Linked DNA regions of Homo sapiens: region 1 is linked to region 2. Evidence: chromatin contacts called from ENCODE Hi-C data. All regions are on one chromosome and are shown on one strand. Each heading gives the region's core, a stretch centred on a gene start or an enhancer-like site at or near the end of the contact. The rest is flanking DNA. Distances are from core to core; before and after follow the strand shown.

What was found. A loop is a pair of places that touch in the nucleus more often than their neighbours do. Pooled maps may share reads with other maps.
Region 1: a loop to region 2 is called in a map of IMR-90, with 15 times the contacts of the local background. The contact joins two enhancer-like sites. A Hi-C loop is called at or near these places in 1 of 168 maps with a recorded cell type or tissue (IMR-90) and 5 of 50 pooled maps.

What each region holds. Positions count from the first base shown.
Region 1 is chr3:69,789,963-69,792,662 of GRCh38, forward strand. The region is part of intron 1 of MITF (melanocyte inducing transcription factor); the gene reads left to right. Among named protein-coding and RNA genes, the nearest start is that of MITF, 52 kb to the left of the region's middle. Within about 2 kb of position 1,294, at least 12 of the 41 ENCODE cell types and tissues checked have a DNase peak (open chromatin) inside an H3K27ac peak, as active enhancers do.
Region 2 is chr3:69,305,283-69,307,982 of GRCh38, forward strand. The region is part of intron 3 of FRMD4B (FERM domain containing 4B); the gene reads right to left. Among named protein-coding and RNA genes, the nearest start is that of FRMD4B, 79 kb to the right of the region's middle. Within about 2 kb of position 1,274, at least 15 of the 41 ENCODE cell types and tissues checked have a DNase peak (open chromatin) inside an H3K27ac peak, as active enhancers do.

The DNA of each region.
Region 1 (2,700 bases), core at 44-2,543, 480 kb after region 2:
ATTGCACATCCATGTTCATAGCAGTGCTAGTCACAATAGCCAAGAGTGGAAGCAACCCAAATGTCCATCAGCAGGTGAATGGATAAACAGAATGTGCTGCATACATACAATGGAGTATTATTCAGCCTTAAAAAGGGAGGAAATCCTGTCATATGCCATGCTACAACATAGATGAATCTTTAGGACATTATAGTAAGTTAAGTAAGCCAGTGACAAGAAGGTAAATACTGTATGAATCCACTTATAGTAAGTTAAGTAAGCCAGTGACAAGAAGGTAAATACTGTATGAATCCACTTACATGAGGTATGTAGAGGAGTCAAACTCATAGAGACAGAAAGTACAATGGTGGTTGCTAGGGGGAGGGGGTAGTGGGAAAAGGGGAGTTGGTATTTAATGGGTATAGAGCTTCAGTTTTGCGAGATGAAAAAGTTCTGGAGATCTCTTGCACAACAATGTGAATGTAATTAACATCAATGAACTGTATATTTAGAAATGGTTAAAATGGTAAATTTTATGTAACATGTTTGTTTATTTGTTTTTTACCACAATTTTAAAAATTTCACATTTATCACCTGGCACTAATTTTACTACTTCATTGAGTATTTCAACATCTTACTTGAAGTTGCAAACCCCAAGGCCACAGGCTGAATGTGGCCCATGGACAATCAGTTTTTGACAAATGTGAAATAGTGGTCAATATTTTTTAAAAATTAGGAACTTTCACATCAAAACCCCTATATCTCGCTTCTCTTGGAAAACTGGAGAATCTGGAAATTCCAAGTCCCTAGTCTGTCCAATCAACAAATGGCTGTAGCTGAGGAGCAGCACCCCACTTTCAGTCCTAGGCATGAAATTCAGATTCATTTCTCTCACTCTCGAATTTCTTATACAAGACCCAAGTCCTCGTGCAGATATACTAACTTCCTGGCCACAGTATTTGTAGGTTTAAGATATTAAACTTCTTAATTCCAAATGCATCCAATAATAATAGACCGTAGATGGTGGATGCTCTGCGAGCTCCCACACTAACTTCTTTTTAGAGACACTAATTTCTAGGTTTCTGCTTCTGTTTGAGGTCCTAGAGTTATCATCTCTGTATTTCTATATGAACAAATATAGTCCCAATGCCCTTTTTTCTTTTGCCATTTTGCGTACAGCAAATGTCCTGCAAGTCATGTTCTAAATATAGATGTGTTAAATTTCAAATGTGAAAGTTTTTGAAGGGTCTAAAGCCAGTTTGCTAATCAGGGAAATGCTGTGATTGGCGCCAGCACTTGCAGTCCCTGAGGGGGATTGTGAAATCCGGCCTCCGCAACTGTGATTCAAGTCTGGGATGAAAGAAAACTCCATGATCGCTGAAGAGCTCTCCAAGTTGTTTTCTTCTTAACAGCGTGGTGGTGGTGGTGGTGGTTTGAGTGTCATAACAGAGAAAAGACAAATACATGTTCCTGAGTTCATTTTACTAGTACTGGATTAATAGTATGGTAACAAATCATTATTTTGCAAGCAAAAACAACCATGTTTTGCAATTCTTTATGTGCAAGTTGTAAGAAAATGCCTGTCAATAGAAAGGAATCTAGAGACCCAAGAGGCTCAAGACCTCTTCATGGCAAGTTAAGAAGAATGGCTACTTATGCAAAATATAAAAACCTTGGGTATTTGAAAGTTCAAACTGGCACAGTTTTTTCTCTTTTAAATCTTATTATTCTGTTGTTTTTCAAGATAGGGCTGGTGGCATCTAATGGCAAGTAGAGGCAAAATACTGGAATGCAGCAGTTGTGCGTTTTTCAAAGCTATGCACTGCATGACATCCCTGTGTGTGCATTTAAGTGTGTATGCAAGAGGCATTATTAGAACTGCCTATATGTTTCATGCTGGGTCTATTTCATTGGTGCAGTAGAACTTGGAAAATGCAGTTTCATGCTTTGAATAATAGTGAACAACAGTAGAGGAGGCCTTAGTTTCCAAGACTGGTGGAGCAGAGGTATTCGGGGAACTTTCTGGGAATGAGACTTGGATAATTAAGTTGCTGTGCCCTGAGAGTTGCTCCTTGAAGTAGAGACGGATGTGCTGAATCCTCATCTGTACTTGCCAGAAGTGAAGCTGTCATCTAGCACAGTTGCTGCCTCTGTTTTTGAAAAGAGATATGACTAGTTGATTCCATCACTATCTGATGCAGAATTTTCAAAGATGAGTAGTGGATCAGAGAAACGAAACAAAACAAAGCCAACTGAACTAAACTGTGTTGCTAGCTGAAAGGGTCTGATAGTGAGCAAAGGGCCAGATGTTTGGAGTTGCTTTCTTCAATTTTATTTCACTGCTTTTATCCATTAAATTGGTCAACAGCAGCACTCACTGGTAAAAATAGGAACAACAGATTCAAGTTTTCCTATGTGCTGTTACAGTGATGCCCTTTTTTTCTTTCCTCTCTCATCTCCTTGCTTTTTCCTTCCCTCCCTTCTTAAGCTCAAGCTTTCATTATATGATTTTTTTTTTAAATTCCAAAAGAATAACGATAGTGTATAGATAAAATGTGGTTAATTTCCCTACTCACCATCCCTAATCCTACTCTTCTAAAGAAATCAATATTAAGAGTTTGGTTTATATCAACAATCCTTCCCCAACCCATGCAAATAAGATATGTATCTAGAGAAATTTGTTTTTCTAATTTTTACAAAAGTGGACTCGTTCTGGGTACA
Region 2 (2,700 bases), core at 24-2,523:
TGTTTCCATAGTTACAAGACAAGGCTTCTGATACCTGTTTCCAGCTTTCCTTGCAAGAATATTATAAAGATAAATAAGCTGATTAAGTAACACAAGGGAAGGTCCTTAGAACTACTGCTTTTGTGTGTAAAACAAAATAAGATAGGAGACTGACGTTAAGAGAGTCTTACACTCTATTTCATCAAGTTTAGGATGCCACTGATATAAAGACACATCCCAATTTCACAGACGTTTAAATGTGTGTCTTAAAATACATAACATATTTGATAGTATCAGATCTCAAAAGTTTTCTTAGGAAAGATGCATCATTTTAAAAGCAAAATAGGCTAGACATGGTGGCTCACACCTGTAATCTCAGCATTTCAGGAGGTTGAGGCAGGAGGATCACTGGAGCCCAGGAGTTCAAGGCTACAGTGAGCTATGATCATGCCACTGCACTCCAGCCTGGGAAACAGAGAGAGACCCTGTCTCTGAAAATAAATTGAAAGCATAATGTATATTTGTATGAACTTGCATGGAATGGTGTCTATGAATGAATGAAGCAAGTTGTACAATAGCATATACAGCATAAACCAATTATGTTAACCACAGATGCACATTCAAAACACTATTAAATATTGATGAACATTTTTAGATATATTTCTGGAGAGTCACACAGCAGCTTGCTAGTACTGGTTACCTCTGTGGAAGAAACTACAGTTGCAGTGGGAAAGTAATCAAAAGGGACTGGACTCAACCATGACATTAAAGAAGATATTCATGCATATATTATAAGAAATAGTTTTTTAAAAGGATAAATTACAAATTAGATTTTAAAAAATCCACCCACAATCTCATCAATAGGAAAAAGTCTAGAAGAATTTTTTAAAAAATGCCCATAATTCTACCACTGAAATATAAAGGTTACTTATTGCTTATAACTTGCTTTTGTCAAATTTTCCCATCAGCAAATATAATAGATCTAACCAATATCTTAAAAAGACAATCATATCTACCCCTCTCAGGAGTGCAGACCAACCACAAAGCAAGTTTTATTTTTGGCTAGAATTGCATCAACAGAAGGCCCATTGTCACAGTCCCATTGGAAGGGACAGTGATCAAAAGTCACAGTTGTGTTGTAAAGTCTATCTGTTATTTCTTGGTAAACAAAGCTTATTTAGCAAAGCCTTTCAAAACATGAGAAGGCAAAACAAAAAGTGAAATGGGTGAAGAGATGGAACCACTACGGTGACCTGAAGGACTGGTGCCTCAGGAGGGCCGTGACTGCCCTCTAGGGGTGAAAGACTAACTTTGCACACAGAGCTGCGCAAGGCCCTAACAAGCGTAATCTCAGAAATGCTATCCCTCTCCCAGTAACGTGACCTTGAATCTGTGGTTGTTGGTCATCATCACTGCTTTTATTGCGTAATTGCCATCTATTTTTCCGTTTCTCCTCTTGGCCTGTGGATGAGTTGTAGACAGTAGCTACTTTCATTGACAAAATGTTCCTTTCAGCTTTACCAAAGACAAAAGACGCATGTGGCATCTAGGCTGGAAAATAAACTCAGACGGCATCCTGGGAGGGCCCTCACTCAGTGGTTTTACGGGGGCGAAGGGAGGCAGGAGGAAAGTGCTGAAAGAAAATACTTTCCAAAAATATTTACCAAAGAAAAAGAACTAGGCTTGTGACCAAGACATTCCAAGGAGACACCCTTAGACATAAGCAATATTCCAGGCCCGCTCCCCAGAAAGGTAGAAATGGCCAATTTCCACCCCCTCAACAGCCCCGCTCATACTTCTTCTGAAAATAAACACGACTAGAGCCAGGAGACACCTCCCCAAACTGGTCATAATTCAAAAAGAGACTCTGCCGTCACTTGCCGGGGAGTGCACAGAGGACATTGTGGAGCCGGGGTTCTTGGAAAGACCATGACTATAGTTACCTCCTTTGGTTGAACCAAAGGAGGTAACTGGGAAAAAGGCTGTGTGAACCATTCTTCTCCCAGCGTAGTTTTGAGAAAGAAATCTCAGGGCAGACAACAAGAAGGGTGGCCCAAATAACTGAAGGAAGTCATTCCCATTATTCCTTTTCTTTTCCTTTTTGGACAGTGTCTCGCTTTGTCACCCAGGCTGGAGTGGCACAATCTCGGTTCACTGCAACCTCCACCTCCTGGGTTTAAGTGATCCTCATGCCTCAGGTGCCTGAGTAGCTGGGATTACAGGCGCCCACCACCACGCCCAGCTAATTTTTGTATTTTTAGTAAGACGGGGTTTTGCCGTGTTGCCCAGGCTGGTCACAAACTCCTGACCTCAGGTGATCCACCCTCCTCAGCCTCCAAAGTGTTGAGATTACAGGCGTGAGCCACCACACCCGGCCTACTATTTCTTTTCTTTCCGAAGAGAAGGTCTTACAGTCTGAACCCCTTACTTACGCACTGTCTGGTTTATATTCAACTGAGCTTGGAGCTTTTCCTGAAGCCTCCCATGTGGCCAGGACCCTCTTTTCCAGTCTGCCACAAACCTTGCAGTCTGAGGGACCTCTGACACTGCAAGTCAAAGCCGCATTCCTCCTCCCTATAACATCCTTCCATGGACTGGGTGTGCCTCCTCCATCTGTGTGACTAACAAGGCTCACCTATGATCTTGTCCCCACGATCAGGCCAACGTCTTCACCCTTGGGCAAATGTACCTTGTTCGTTGCCATGTTCATGCATTTGCCCA